Regions from separate parts of the Homo sapiens genome. Here region 2 is linked to region 1. The links are chromatin loops, found by intact Hi-C in ENCODE. Cell type or tissue: gastrocnemius medialis. All regions are shown on one strand.

Region 1 (8,000 bases):
TACTTTTTATATTCTCTCTGGTTTCTGATTCCCACATAGGAAATGTCCATTTTTATAACTCACAGGCGTGAAATTGCAGAGTTCTTCTCCTAGAGGCCACCTGGCCCTCCCTAGGTGCCGACTGTGTGTTATAGGGATGTCACTAAGGGGTCTGGTGGTGCCCGACAGGGATGTTAATGAAAGCCCAAAAGACTGATAGCAGACAGATCCAGAGGTAGGATGGAGAGACTGAAAGGCCAGGCCCAGACATACTTAGAGAATACAGAAAGAAGCCAGCGGCCAGGACACAGCAGCAAGGTCAGCAGCCAGCTCCAATAAAGACCTTGGTGCATTCAGGCTGCTATTTAAAAACAAACAAACAAACCCTTAGAATGGGTAATTTATAAACAATAGAAGGTTATGGCTCACAATTCTGAAGGCTAAGATGCCCAAGATCAAGCTGCCACTAGATCCGGTGTCTGAGAGCCTGTTCCTCATAGCTCAAATGATGGAAGAGCAAAAGGGCATCTCCATCCTCTTTTATAAAGAGCTAATCCTGTTCATAAGAGAGGAGGCTTCATGACTCAGTCCTTTTCCAGATGCCTCCCCTCTACCTTTGAACTGGGGATTTCATTTCAACATACGAAATTTGAGGAAACACAAACATTCCCACCATAGCAGTAGGTGACAATACTAAGCATTCCAATATGTCAGGCATAGCTCTGAGACTAAACACTGACTTATCTGACCTTCATGTACCCATAGAAAGTTGATACTATTGTCCCCTTCCAATTATAAAGAAACTGAGGCACTAGGGGACATGACTTGCTAAGGTCACACAGCTGGTAAGTGCTAGAGACAGGATCTAACCCCAGGCATCCTGGCTCCAGAGCCCATGCTCATAACCACTGGACTATACTCCCCTTCCATCTTGAGAGGTCTGTGGGCTCCCTGGTCCACATGGCTTCACCAGGAGTCAGAGGCCTCTTAAGGCTTCTGAAAGCACAAGTCATTCCCTTCCATGGCCCCACCTTATACACATCAGGCCGGGCCAGTCTTTGTATTCCTGTAACCTATGTATGTGCTGCAGAACTCCTCCCCTGGGCTAGGCATGTCTTATCTTGCTTAGGGTGTTCAAGTGTATGGTATAATTGCTGGGAGGCTCTGCACAGGTAGGATACCACCCCCATGCTCTGATAGTACAGCCTGGTCCAATGCAACTTTCTAGCACTCAGAGCTGTTGACACAGACCAAGAGTCAGTTGCCCAGATGTTTTCTAGAGTCATGGCAGCAAGCCCCCAAGCTCACTGTGCACCATGCCTGTATTTGACCTTGTTCTAGAAAGGATTTAAAACAGACCACACAGGGAATAAGTTTATTCACACTCACAAAGTTGAGTTTATAATTTTTCCATAAAATACTCTTTAATAAATGATTTTATAAAATACTATTTCCATATTAACTGTCTACTAAATTACCACTTGGAAGCAATATTTAAATAAACTTAATCATAGGCACAGATTGGTCCAACTCTTATTACTTTTTAATTGATCTTGGCTTTTGTACCAATCAATGTCCTGTCAGGACCACACTCAAGTTTGGAGTTTATTTTTTTAATTGGGAGTTTAATAAAGTAATATTTATAAAGGTCTGGGCTGGGTGCAAGGAAACCTCAGGAGAAAGTGTGGTATTCTGGAGCTAGTGGTGTGGGTTTGGGTGTGTATTGAGGGGAGTGGTGGAGGGTGTCCCACTCCTAGGCCTGAAGAATCATGAGGAAGAGAGAGAACTACATGGGGAGGATCACCCACAGAAGCTATAACTGCAGTTGAGGGACACAGCTGTCCCAAGGCAGCCACCAAGGGAAGCAGCCAAGGGCCTGGTACCCTCACAAACTCTTCTCCCTCTCTCTAGTCTCCTGCCAGGGCTCCCCACTGGACAGGCCCCATCAGAACCAGATGGGGAGGGTCATCCCTGCAGGTCAGCCTTCTGAGGCCAGAGCAAGGTGCAGAAGATGGAGGGGAGGCCTGGTGGTGCAAATGGAAGACATCCCCATGTCAAAAGCAAAATCTCTCATTACTTTCTTAGGATCAGTGTTTCATGGCTTGATGTGGCTAGTAGGGACTGTTCCAATCTACCAAACTTCAATTGACTTGAGGAGGGAACAAAGCTGTAAAATGTGGTTCTCCTTCCTGGAGAGGTAACTAGAACTAGAAAAGGAAAGTGTGTAATCTTCTCAGTAATGAAACAGTTTATCTTGATTACCCTTGGCCCAATTCTATATTACCTCAAGTCTATTATCCCTTAAGTGTAATTCCAAAATTAAACTACTTCTGTACACTGAAAATTTTTCCATACTTCATCTGTCAACAAAACATGGCCGTGTGATGTGAACTATTTATTACCCTATTTCGTGTGAATATTTTCTTGCAGAAAAATTGCTTGGTTACTGGGGGCTTTCCTAGCCCCTGTCTTATGTTCTATATTCATATGCTTTTACATATACATACAAAATGTATATAATGTACAGTTTATGACATTTCAAACCCCAAACACTCCTAAAGTCCAAAATCTATCTGGCCCCTCAGCCTTCAGAAAAGAGACTTTGAACTTATGTTCTGATTCACATCAACTCCATAATATTCTTTAGAAAAGGGATAGGGACCACCATGCCTGGCTAATTTTTGTATTAGTAGAGACAGGGTTTCACCATGTTGGCCAGACTGGTCTTGAACCCCTGACCTCAAGTGATGCACCCAACTTGGCCTCCCAAAGTGCTGGGATTACAGGCATGAGCCACCGGGAGGCTGAGGCAGGAGAATCACTTGAACACAAGAGGTGGAGGTTTCAGCAAGCCGAGGTTGTGACGTTGCACTCAAGCCTGGGCTGACAAGGGCGAAACTCTGTCTCAAAAAAAAAAAAAAAACAAAAAAAAACAGGGTCGGGCGCCAGGCGTGGTGGCTTTTGCCTGTAATCCCAGCACTTTGAGAGGCCGAGGCAGGCAGATCACCTTAGGTCAGGAGTTTGACACCAGCCTGGCCAACATGGTGAAACCCCATGTCTACAAAAAAATACAAAAAAATTAGCTGGGTGTGGTGGCAGGTACCTGTAATCCCAGCTACAGCTACTCGGGAGGCCGAGGCAGGAGGATCGCTTGAACCCAGGAGGTAGAGGTTGCAGTAAACCAAGATCATGCCATTGTACTCCAGCCTGGGCGACAAAAGCGAGACTCCTCTTCAAAAAAAAAAAAAAAAGGATAGGGAAAGTTATGTTTTACATTTATGATTGATAGACTTTCTCTACTTAGAATGTGGCTTTATAAATTGAACTTTACAACATGTAAAGTTCTTTTTAACTCAAGCTTAGTTTTTTAAGTTTTCCTCTGCCCCTTTTGAATATTAAGAGATCGTGGAAGACAATCAAGTATAGCATAGGATTGCAGCAGGAAAGAAAGGGGAAGCCAAAGGGACACTCAGAATGTACTAAAGGGACTGTTTGCAGGGGTGTGGTCAGGGTCAAGAACACAGAAAGGATAGGGCTTCAGAGTGTGGATTTGCGAGCCGGACATGTTAACCCCCCGGTTCTCAGCTTCACCCCTTATTAGCTATGCATCACTGGGCTGGTTACTTCACCTCTTTGTGCTTCATCTTATATTTTAATAATATAGTAAAATCCTCTCTAATTGATTTCTCACAACCACCACCCTGTGAAGTAGATAAGACAGGCAGTTTCCCCTCTGACATATGATGAAACCAGAGAGATGAAGTAATTGGCCCAAGGTTAAGCAGGGAATTTGTGCCAAGTTGAGGACTGGCACAAATCAGATCGCCCCCACTGCTGAGCCAGGGCTCTTTCCAAGCCATCACCTGCCTTACTTACAGAGGCTTGCCCTTCACTGACTTGTCCCAGGAGGGAACATGTCAGGTGGCATTCTCAGCTGGGCCAAGTCTCATGAGCGTGAGGACTTCTGAGGTGTTTCCAAAAATGTCAGCCTTTGATACTTCTTGTTTTATCTCTCCACCCCGATAATTACCCCAACTCAATTTAACAAACAGCCACTGCATAATCCAGACAGTACAACTTGACCTTGCTTGCAGAGGAATTAGGCCTGAGTTTAGTGGATTTGATTGTCTTAGGGGAATTAAAGGTTATTTTCTAGTTCAAAGGTAGAGCCACGCGTGAGTTGCTTTTCTTCTAAATGCATGGGCCTTAACACAGTGAACTCTAACTCTGTAGGTGTGAGTAGAACAAAGTCAGGTGTAAAGTCATCTCTTGCCTCCCTCGGCTGGTAGAAAAGAATGCAGAGTTGGCGGGGAGGAGGTGCCCATGCCCAGATCTCTCTCCCATGCTGTCCTCTGCTCCCCTCCCAGTATCTTCCGTGAATGGACTCCAAACAGAAGCCTGAAGGCAAGGGGGTCCATGGGATCAACCTCTTGGGGCAGAGAACAGGGGGCAAAGACAGGTGGAGAATGGATCCCAGGGAAGGGTGGGGCACATGGAGAACAAATGGCCCAGAACGCCACCAATACAGTTACAGACATAAACAGCATCTCTTTCCTGTGATGGCAACAGGCAATATAGTTAAACAGCAACTCACTGTAGGAATTCACACACAACTTTTAAATTTTCTATTGCTGTGTAACAAGTTACTCCAAAATGTAACAGCTAAGAACAACCAGTATTTATCTCACCCAGTTTCTAAGGGGCAGGAGCCTGGGAGTGGCTTGGCTGGATGTTTCTGGTTCAGGATATCTTGTGAGACTGCAGTGAAGATCTCAGCAAGGGCTGCAGGTACATGAAGCTGTGACTAGGTCTGGAGGAGTCCTATCCAAAATGGTTCCCATACATGGCTGTTGGCTGGAGGCCTTCGTTCCTAACTGGCTGTTGGCAGGAGGTTCAGTCTTCGTCAAATGGGCATCTCCAGAGAACTGCTCACAGCATGGCCGCTGGCTTCTCCCAGAGGGAGCAAGGAGGAAACCACGTGGTCTTTTACTGACTACCCTCAGGAGCCTAACACCATCACTTCTGCCACATTTGATTTGCTAGAGTTCATAAGTTCAGCCCACATTTAAGGGGAGGGGAACTAGGCTCCACCTTTTAAAGTGAAGAATATTTAAGAATTTATGGACCTGTTTAAAACCACCATACACTAAGAAGATCAGTAGGAGAAAACAGTTCAGGATGATTTCATAACAGGGGTGACGGTCTGGCCTGCAAAAGACCTGGGAATACCTCAGAAGAAAGTTCTCAGTGTCCTCCAAGCCCCTCCTGTTCTCCCACACACCAAGGGTCTCAGGACTCCCTGAGAGTTGGGGCCCATCCTTCTTGGCAATCCCTGTGCCTTATTTTTTCCTAACTCATTATCATACCTACCCTACTTCCCATTATTGCTCTTGGCTACCTACTCTTGGAAAACAGTTAAACTATTTTGAGCTGAGTTATATACATGGTTTATAATGAACCCGCCATCCCTTACGGGGGTTACCTAATTCTAATAAGAGCTTTTCTGTAGGCTCAATACATCCAAAAGAGCTAATCTCTTTAATCTCGTTCATGTGAGAAAGGATGGTTTCGGTAACATGAGTAAGGCCCTCCTTGCCCTAAAACAATATCATAAAAACAACAGAGCACTTGCTTAAGCATTCCATGACTCAAGTCTCACAACAAAGCTGAAGACCAGTTTTTTATTTCCAGTCAATGAGGAGCCTAAACTAGTAGAGAGAAAGTGACTCTATGGCAGAGGTTGGATGTGAAACGTGGAGCTGATTCCCAGTGTAGGGCTCCTATCGAACCTCAGGATGAGGACCCTCAAACCAATCTCATCATCAACTCCATAGGAAAACAGCCCACTCCAGGAGCTCAGGGAAATGAGGGATAGGTAAGAGTTTATTCTATATTCTTCTCAATGGCTTGGGGAGGGTGATGTGGACACAGCAGTTATAGAGAATAATTAGGATGTCTCTAGGTCTCTAGAGGATGAAAGGTTGTGTATTAAGGCAGCAATTCTCAAATTGTTTGTCTCAGGAACTCTTTATACTCTAAAGCAGGGGTCCCAAACCCCCAGGCGTTGGACTGGTACTGGTCTGTAGCTTGTTAGGAACTGAGCCACGCAGCAGAAGGTTGAGTAGCAAGCAAGCGAGCATGACCTCCTGAGCTCTGCCTCCTGTCAGATCAGCAGCAGCATTAGATTCTCAGAGGAGCTCAAACCCTATTGTGAACTGCGCCTGCAAGGGATCGATCTGGGTTGCGTGTTTCTTCTGAGAACCTAATGCTTGATGATCTCAGGTGGAACAGTTCCATCCTGAAACCATTCCCCCACCACTGCCCCCATGGAAAAATTGTCTTCCATGAAACTGGTCCCTGGTGCCAAAAGGGTTGTGGACCACTGCTCTGAAGTATCAAACATCCCAAAAGAGCTTATTTGTTTATTTGTGTTATATCTACTTAATACCTATTTTTAACTTATTTAAATTGACAGAAATAATATATATCATATACAATGTTTTGAAACATTCATTATGAAATGGCTAAATTGAGCTAATTAACATTAACACTTGCATTTCCTCACTTTTTTGTGTGGCGAGAACACTTAAAATCTCTTAGCAATTTTCAAGATACGATATATTGTTATCAACCACAGTCACCATGTCGTACAACAGATCTTTTGAAATATTTAATTTCTATTTACTATATCAATTTATTTGATTTATAGTTATGATATTAGAAATTCAAACTCAGAAAATCTGAAAACATTTAACTCACTGAAAAATAATAATGTCCATAATACCTATTACATGTTAACATAATGCTTTATGAAAACAACAATAATTTCCAAAACAAAAACAGGGGAAAAAAAGTGGCATTGCGCTACATTTTGGCAACTTGCTTTCATGTCTGGCTTAGTAGAAGGCAACTGGATTCTCATATCTGCTTCTGCGTTCAATCTGTGAAATCACACATAGAAAACTCCTATATGGTCATAGGAGCATGAGAGTGGAAAAGACGATTTCTTTTTTTTTTTTTTTTTTGAGACGGAGTCTCGCACTGTTGCCCAGGCTGGAGTGCAGTGGTGTGATCTCGTCTCATTGCAAGCTCCGCCTCCCGAGTTCACGCCATTCTCCTGCCTCAGCCTCCTGAGTAGCTGGGACTACAGGCGCCCGCCACCACACCCGGCTAATTTTTTGTATTTTTAGTAGAGACGGGGTTTCACCGTGTTAGCCAGGATGGTCTCGATCTGCTGACCTTGTGATCCGCCCGCCTTGGCCTCCCAAAGTGCTGGGATTACAGGCAGGAGCCACCGCGCCTGGCACGATTTCTTAATATTACTATGAAACTAGTGTTGACCTCTGAAATCCACACTTTGAAAACAATCGAATTAAAGAGGTATTACAAACTCTTCTCTTAGTTTTGCTGATGACAGAATCTAAACAAGAGACTCCTAGTCAGCACCTCATGGCTCTGAGGGTATGCATGATACATGCAGATGCATAAGGCTGCCATGGCTGGTTTCAGTATGCAAGGGGAGTGATAGGTGCAAAGAAGTGGAAGAGTTGAATGGAAAAACTGGATGATACATAAGAGAGCAAGGGGAAGTTTGTTCCTGGAGTAAGGTTATTTTACTGTTCGCCAGCATGTGCGTTCCCTCTCTGAGAGAGGACTAAGCTGCTCTTCCCTTTGAAATTAGATACAGCCATGTGACTTGCTTAAAGCAGAGTGATGTGTGACACTTCCAGGAAGAAGCTGTAAGAGCCAGTTTGCTGTTTGCCACACTCTTTTTCCCTCTTGGTAACCACCAATGTTCTATGTGGATATTCGCTGCCCTATCAGGCCGGGACCCAGAGTGAGGGCAACACTGACCAGAAACAAAGTTCACAGCTAACTCTTGGATATAGTTTGGATGTTTGTCCTCTACAGATCTCATGTTGAAATTTGATCCCCAGTGTTGGAGGGTGGTGCCTGGTGGGAGGTGTTTGGGCTAAGGGAACAAATCCCTCAGGAATAGGTTGGTGTTATCCCCTAGGTGA
Region 2 (8,000 bases), 83 kb after region 1:
CTCCTGAATGAGGGGGATGTGCAGCGGGGAGGCAGAGCCCAGATCCGAGGACCTCTGGCCCAGTGCTCAGCCCTCAAGAGACAGGCTCGACTCTTCCCCAAGTATGGGCAAGAATGATGGGAGTTAAAGAAATATTAATGTTGACTGAAAATCCAGCCTTCTCCAGCCAAATGGATCTGCTTCTGGGCCTCACACCCATCCTGCTCATTCCTGTTCCTGTGCCCCAGGTCACTTTGGAGGCTCCTCCCCATCTGCTTTCTCCACTCTCCTGCTTCCAAATCGGCATGAAAACTTAACTTCCTCCAGACCCTCCCTGACAAAACACCTCTCTGCCAGCTGCCAGCGGGCCCTGCAGCTCTCAGCTCCATCCACTCAATGTTTTCTATTTTGTTTCACAAAATACAAATCTTAGACCAGTAGAAAAGCTGCTTTGTTTGGGTCTTTATGACTTCACATGGTTAAATGTTAAATTTAATCATGGTTATACATGTTAAATTCTCCATGACTGAAGGCCAAACATTCTGCCTTCTGCCTTGGGGAGGGGAATCAGCACCAAAAACAATTGTGTCGGCAAACACATCCTTTCCTAAACTTGCTGGCTCGTCATTTACCCATGCCATATGCACTGAATGGGGACCTACTAGATGCCAATCACTGTGCTGAGCTCTGAAAGTACGGAGTAAAGAGTCATGGTCTCTGCCTTCCATGTAACAGTCCAGTGCCAGAGAAAGGGTGGTAAATGTTCTATGGTAGAGCCACCCATAGCAGACCTTGGGGGGTGATCCATCCAACACAGAAGGCTTGTAGGGGGTTGGCGTGAGTGGTCTAAGAACACTGGGCTATTAAAGAGCATTACAGCTAAGACAGGTGGGGAGGGTGTTATAGACAGAGGAAGTGCCATGTGGGAAGGTGGAAGGTTGTGAAAGTGTGTGGGGAAATTACAATTTGGTTTGGAAGGCAGTGAGAGATGCCTTCTATTTTAATAAATCTTTTTTTTTTTTTTTTTTTTTTTTTTTTTTTGAGATGGAGTTTCGCTCTTGTTGCCCAGGCTGGAGTGCAATGGCATGATCTCGGCTAACCACAATCTCCACCTCCCAGGTTCAAGTGATTTTCCTGCCTCAGCCTCCCGAGTAGCTGGGATTACAGGCATGTGCCACCACACCTGGCTAGTTTTGTATTTTTTTAGTAGAGATGGGGTTTCTCCATGTTGGTCAGGCTGGTCTCGAACTCCCAACCTCAGATGATCTGCCCACCTCGGCCTCCCAAAGTGCTGGGATTACAGGCATGAGCCACCATGCCTGGCCATTTTTTTGTTTGTTTGTTTGTTTGTTTTAGCAGCTGTAGAAGAGACCAACTTAAGGGAACTCCATAGTAAATCAATTTGGAAAATGGAGAATCATGAGATATGATTAATTACGCCTGAAATTTCTTTCCTTCCTTCCTTCTTTCCATGATTTGAGCTTTTTAAAGACCTGCTTTTCTCACAATGAGATGCATAAACACAGAGTGTTATATTCTGCAGGTGCTTAATAAGCATGCATTGAGTATACTAGACAATGGCTCATAGCGTGTGCAGCCCATGCCTCTTGTCACAGGTCCTCAGCCTCTAGCACTATTTTCCCCAGCAGTCTCAGGTTCTAGCAATGGGCAGCCAGTTGCCATAACGGACTGGGTGGGCTGTGGGTGAGTTTTGCCTCTCTAGGCCTTCTTGGCCTCATTTGTAGAATAAAGAATGAGACTGCATCGACACTGTGTGGTTTTCCAGGTTCCTGCAACTCTGAAATGGTGTATATTTGAATCCTCCAATGTTACAAGGTCAGTCTGGCTCAGTGTGGAGACCTCGGAATGGGATAAAGTCTTCAGCAGGAAGAGTAAGAGAAGAGCTATGAGGGGGCACAGGAGCACAAAGGATACATGGCTCAGACTCCGCCCAGACCTTCCTGTCTCCTCCCAGGAGGGAGGGAGCCTAAGCCTCAGGCGTGGGAATAGCCAGGCTCTGGTCCCCAAACACCAAAGCAATGTAGGAGGGCAGAATAACAAGTTTTAGACTTGGGACTCAAGTCTGAAAACTGGGAGGGTGGAGGGGAGAGGAGGAAAGTAGGCCATGAAAAGAAAATTCAGGAGCAAAAGAAACAGACTAAAATAGAAAGGGGGCAAGAGAGAGACGTAGAGACAGAGGCAAGCTGAAGAAACACGGAGATGGAGACAGCAGAGAGAAGAATGCACAGCCGCTGGGAAAGCAGAAGGGAGGAGATCAAGTCCAATTAAGCCCCACTGGAGCTCAGCATACCCCTTTCTAGGGAGGGCCATAGCAGGAGGCTAACAGCATCTTTTAATGAGCAAGAAGAGAGGGAGGATATGCTGAGGAGAACATGGACAGATGTGTGAGCCCTAGCCTGGGACAGAGTGGAGACTAAAGATCCAAAAGAGGACATCCCTGCCCCCCAAACTGATTTCTTATAGCAAAGCTGCTCCAGGTATGGTCCATGATGCCCACCCTCCATGCCTGGGAGCAGGCACGAGAGAGTCCAGACTCTGCTTCTTTGTCTGTCTCCCAGCAAGCCCCAGTCCTGGGATGCAGCAGGTCCTGCTTTAAGCGTTTTTGAAAAAGAGAATCCTATTTCTTTGAGTGTAAGCTCCAGGACAGCAGAATTTCCTTTTTCTATTTTATTCACTGTTGTTCCTCCAACACCTAGAACAGGGCTGGCATGTAATAAACATCAGGTGAATGCATGAGCATGCCAAGGCAGCAAGAGCCACCCCATGCCATGAACCCTGAGATGTGGCCAGAGGGGTCAGAGAGGGCACCTTCTTCTTGCTGCAGTAGATCTGCCATTTCTTCTCAGGGGGCAGTGCAAACATAGCCTCTCGGTTTTTGTCAGTGAGATCCAATTCATCCTGCAAAGACAATAAGAAAAAATACGTCTGACACTAGGGATGGTTGAGATTAGAATAGTCAGCCCTGCAGGAAATTACAATTCCCCCAAATCAGTTCCTCAGGCTACTACTATCTTCCTCCCGAAGAGCATCAAAGATATGATAGGGCATTTCTTTTTCTATCAGAGATACAGCCCCATCCCCTTGCCTCAACCAACCCTATGTGACTTCTATTGCACTCCCTTTACTTCCTGTCCACCCCCAGCCTTGTCTCTGCAAATCCACCCTCCTGCTTCAGGTCACCCTGTTCCCTGCCCATCGCCTGCATTGCTTTGCTAGCTCCTGATCCTCTCGCCCTGGGGTCTCTTGTCTTCCATCCCTTGTCATTCTTAAGCTTGTGGACACCATAATACAAAGCCTAACAAAGAAGGGAATTGTCTGCAGATCTCGTTCTGCCTCTCTCAGATTCTTGCCCCATCCTTCACATCTACCTGCCCTTCGAATCTCTGCCCTAGACATTCTCTGGCTCCCCCACACTCAGCATAGGCCCTAGCACAGGCTGGAGAGAGCTGGTGAGGACAAGGGGCTGCTCAGAGTAGGATGGGCGAGCCATGCCCCGGGAGGCATTGATCTGCTTCCGAGGGAGGTAGTGCCTGCTGGAGGCAGCCCCTCCCACTGCAGGACCAGCAAGAGAAGGCACGGGGCTCCATCAGGCTAGTCCAAACTTTCCAAGGAGCTAACTGGAACTTTATGAGGTCATATTTGGGGTAACTCCATAGGTATTTTAGGGTGAATTTGAAGGTTTTGCTGTGCTAGACGGCCCCTGAAAAGCTCTATTTTTGAAGCTGCCTCTCCTGTCATTCATGAGCAATGCCAGGGCTAATCAAAGGACTAGTTAATGGGCCATGGAGACCATAGTGTGCTTTTTTTAAAATCAAAAGCAAAACTTGCATTAAGCATAAATTAAGCATAACAAAGCATAATATTATGACTCTTTATATTTTCAAATACAATAAACAGTGAAAACAATATCTAAGGAAGTATAATAGTCTTAAATTTTGATATCTGTAATCTTTTCCCTATACTTTTATTCAAGGGAGAATATTAAGACTTTATTCTCTCACCTAGATCAGAACTGCCTAATAGAAAGATAACATGGGCGACATATATTTTCAATTTTTTCTAGTCACATTAAAAAATTTAAAAGAAATAGGTGAAGTCAATTTTCATAGTATATTTTAAACCAGTAAATCTAAAATATAATCATTTAAACATAAAATCATGTAGAAAATTAATAATGAGATATTTTACATTCCTTTTTTCACACTAAGTCTTCAAAATCTGGTGTGCATTTTACAGTTACAGTTCATCTCAATTCAGATGAGCCAGTAGTCCCACGTGGCCAGGGACTGCCATTCAGACAGCACAGACAAGGATTATTTGAAATAATACCCATCAGTTCACCTGCCTCTGGAACTAAAGACTCTTGCAGATTTAATCCCAAACAAAATTTCTTCCCTAGAACTGCTCTCTATATATCCCAGGAAGTTCTTTCTCAAAATTCCCAGAACCCTGTTTGAGGTTTCTTTCCCACGATCAAAATCAGAAATAAAAGGAAAAGGAGAGTTATATGCACCTTACATTTCCCAATACAAACTCTGCACCTCTTCAACTTCTGTGCCTTTGTTTACACAGTGAGTCCTACCTGGACAGGCATCTGCACCCACTCACACTAAGGACCTGGTCTAATTCCTAGGGCACAGTGTCAGCCTCCTCCCGCAAGTCTTCAGTAGACCTTCCCAGGTAAGAAGAATCTCTCCCTTCCTGAACTACAGAGCAGTTCCATGTGAGCTTGTATTCAGATTATTGATGCACTTGTCTTTTCCAGCCAGTGGTCTCTATACCCCTAAATCAATGGTGGTTTTGCTCAGCCTAGGCAGCACATGACTGACTGCTGACTGCTCGGTCCTTATTAAACCTCACTTCCCTGGTTTCTTTAGCAACTACCCTCCTGAGCAGTCTCTCCTGCTTCACCCTATGTTCCTGCGTGGGCTTCCTTGATGACTTCTCCTCTTCTATCCTACCTTTAAATGTAGAAGTCCCTCAGGGCACCATCCTCCCTCACCTGTTCCCCAGGACTCAGTTATTATCTCAAACTCTCTCAAACTTGTACCCCTAGGCCAACAGTTTCCTGAGCTCCAGACCCTAGGGCCCCACTGTCTCCAGTACGTCTCTACTATGATGTACTTATGTAGAGTTACTATGTACCAGGCACTGTTCTAAGTATGTAATGTTTATTCATAAATAAATAACAACTTATAACAACTCATTTTACAGATAAGGAAACTGATGTACAGAAAGAATGTGTGGATTGAGTTCATCATCCCAGCCCCCTCAACTTGAATCTCCTCCAGTATATCCTATCCTGCCCAGGGCCCCAATATCCATCCAACACTTCATGTCAGAAACCAGGGTATTCTTTGATTCCTACTCACTCTTTGATCCTACCAAGTCCTATTATCTTTCCTCCTAAACAGCTCTTGAATCTGTCCACTTCTCTCCATCCTCACTGCTAATACTTTAGTCTAAGGCACCCTTCTCTCTAACCTGTAGGATTAGGAGGCAAAAGCCTCCAAATGGTCAACCCAGAACCCTTCTTTAGCAGAGCACCTTGCGTGGTCTTTTAGAAAAGCAGATCAGATCACCTCAAATCCCTACTTAAAATCTTCCATGGCTTTCCACTGCCCTTAGGGTTTAATCCAAAAACTTTAGTTCTTCTGGTCTTCATTGTGTACCCCAAAAGGACCCAGCTCCTTTCTGACTTGAGACTCACATATGCCGTTTCTTCTGCAGGAGACCCTCTGTCATTGTCCTGAACCTCATTCACTGATCTAATCATCTCGGTGGAAATGTCACTGCTCACAGAGGCCACTGTGACTTCTCCCAGTCTAGAATACAGCTCCCTGCTAGACACTCCCATGCCCCCACCCCCAGAATGCTCCCTGTCCTAGCACTCATCACACTTGTCACTGCTCCTCAAAATCAGTCTTCCCTACTAGGCTTTCACATTCTTGGAGGCAGGGGAGGTCTCTGGTGGCTCATCTCTACATCCCTAGGACCCTCATACAGCCCAGCACCCAGCAGTCTCTCCAAGAAATATTGTTCACTTGTTTGAGAGATACCTGATGCTATTCTTCTTGCAGGCAAGACTTGTCTGACTCACCCTTGTTTTTGCTAAAGTGCCATGCAAGGGTCCCTGTCCTGAAGATGCTCAGTAAATATCTGTTGAATAAAAGAGCCAAAGAAAGGAACACTGCCTATCATGTCCTTCTTTCAAAACTCACTCTACTCAAGAAAATATCCCTAACACTAATCAGGCTCCAGATATTATTCTACACTAGCAAACGCTTTGCCCCCACCACTTGCCCCATCCAGAGGAAAGCTAAAAAATCAGGAAACAGTGAGTTTTCCTAAACCTGATGTGACAAGGAAGCTGGACACCTTTCTCATATAACCTGCATAATCTCATCTTTCAGGGACCCTGTTATTTAAAGAGCTGGATTGGCTTAACCAGGTATATCTATTAGCAAATACAAGTATAAAACCACATTCCAACCACATGGCCTTGTTTCTTTACTGGCTTACTAATGGCCCACCACAGAATGAGTGACCAAGAGCTAATGGTAGATGAACATGTACTTATGGCTCTTTACCAGGCCTGGGACCTCCCTTGGTGTGCAGACTTTGTCTCACCACCAGACCTCCAAAGAGAGAAGGAATCATGCTTCTTTCCTAGCCTGTCTATTTGTGGCCAGGGTATAAAGCTGCACACACACGGGCTTCTCACAAGGGCAGTCTGAAAGCTGGTCTGGGCGGGCATTGCGGAATCAGCACAGGCTGGTCCGGGTGTGAATGGCAGAGCTTCCGCCTGCCCCTTGCTAAGCACAGCACATAATCATCCCAGGCCTGAACTGGGACCCCAGGCATGACATAGGCATTTCCACCTCCAGGTTCCTAGCCAATCATCCCCTGTTCCGAGGTGCCCAGTGTCTGCCCACAGAATCCCACTCTGTCCCTTCTTTGTGCCTCGGACATTAAAAGATCCCAGGGAAACTCCAAGGAGCAGAAGAGAGAAAGGCGTCAAATGTTCTGATGTTCTTTGAGATGTCTCACCATCTTATTTTGCAAAACCCAGAGCTGCCCCTTCCTATGATAACCTAATTACTGCACCATGTGGTCTACAATCCAATGCAGAGAGGAGGTAGGACCATTCTTCTGGGGACACACTTTATGCTGTCCATCCCAGTGAGAGACTCTGGTTCCCCAACATAGCTGAGGTGTCCTGGGGGCCTATCTCCTCCCAAGAGGAGTTTTGAGAGATGGAGACCCCAGCACAGGGGCCCTGCCCTCTGTCCAGCTCTGCCTCTCCATCCACCCTCCTCCCCATTGTCACTGTCTCTCCCCACCCTCTCACTGACCACCAGCTCTGCAAAGCGGATGTTGAGCTCCTCTGCGTTCGGGATGGGGCTGGAGAACTCCATGAACTGCAGAGGGTGGTTGTCCCGGAGGTTGATTTCGGGGATGTCACTGCCCCCGAAGCAGCACAGGAAGCCCAGGCCATGGTGGCTCCTCTTGCGGGGGGCCATGGTCACTGCAGGCCAGGGGGCGTCAGCAGACAGATGCCCTAGGTCCTCATTGTGATCTGGACAAGAGGAGAGAACACAGGGTGGTCAGGCATACAGTCAGATAGGCCAGGGCAGAGGTCACTCTGCCTTCATAACCTCTGTCCCACAGGTTGCTGGGAGCCCTCAACCCAATAGCAAAGCCCCACCCACCCCGCTGTCGCCCCTCCTCCCACAGCATCCCTCTGTTCCCTCCAGCTCTTCCCACCTGGAGGCATTTACATATCCTCCCCACCATGTCCTCTGAGTGTTATCTGCCAAGACACTTTCATATTCCCCTTCCTTGCCCTCAGAGAAGGACAAAGGCTGGGGTCACTGAATGTGACTTCCATGTGACCAGAGCTGACTTTCCATAAATGTGTGGACGGGCTCCTATTCCCTGTCTTCCGTAAGATCAGCTTCCAGCAAGGCTCACTTACTCACTTGATTCATTTCCGGGTC

What was found. Hi-C counts contacts between places; a loop is a spot of excess contacts. Peaks named below come from ENCODE experiments on the same cell type or tissue, not always from the same donor. Only the 100,000 strongest peaks of a DNase experiment are listed, where the experiment ranks them.
Region 2: a loop joins it to region 1, with 19 times the contacts of the local background. A loop is called at or near these places in 1 of 110 quality-filtered maps.

The regions. Positions count from the first base shown.
Region 1 is chr6:39,938,912-39,946,911 of GRCh38, reverse strand. All of the region lies in intron 1 of LOC102723789 (a long non-coding RNA gene), which reads right to left. Among named protein-coding and RNA genes, the nearest start is that of MOCS1, 8.4 kb to the right of the region's middle. In gastrocnemius medialis, no CTCF peak of the experiment used is centred here; DNase peaks (open chromatin) are centred at 3,881 and 7,727; H3K27ac peaks cover 833 bases.
Region 2 is chr6:39,855,826-39,863,825 of GRCh38, reverse strand. It overlaps DAAM2 (dishevelled associated activator of morphogenesis 2), which reads right to left. Exons shown (of 25, transcript NM_001201427.2): 2 at 7,356-7,579; 3 at 2,809-2,898. The coding sequence starts at 7,523. Among named protein-coding and RNA genes, the nearest start is that of DAAM2-AS1, 38 kb to the left of the region's middle. In gastrocnemius medialis, no CTCF peak of the experiment used is centred here; no DNase peak of the experiment used is centred here; H3K27ac peaks cover 922 bases.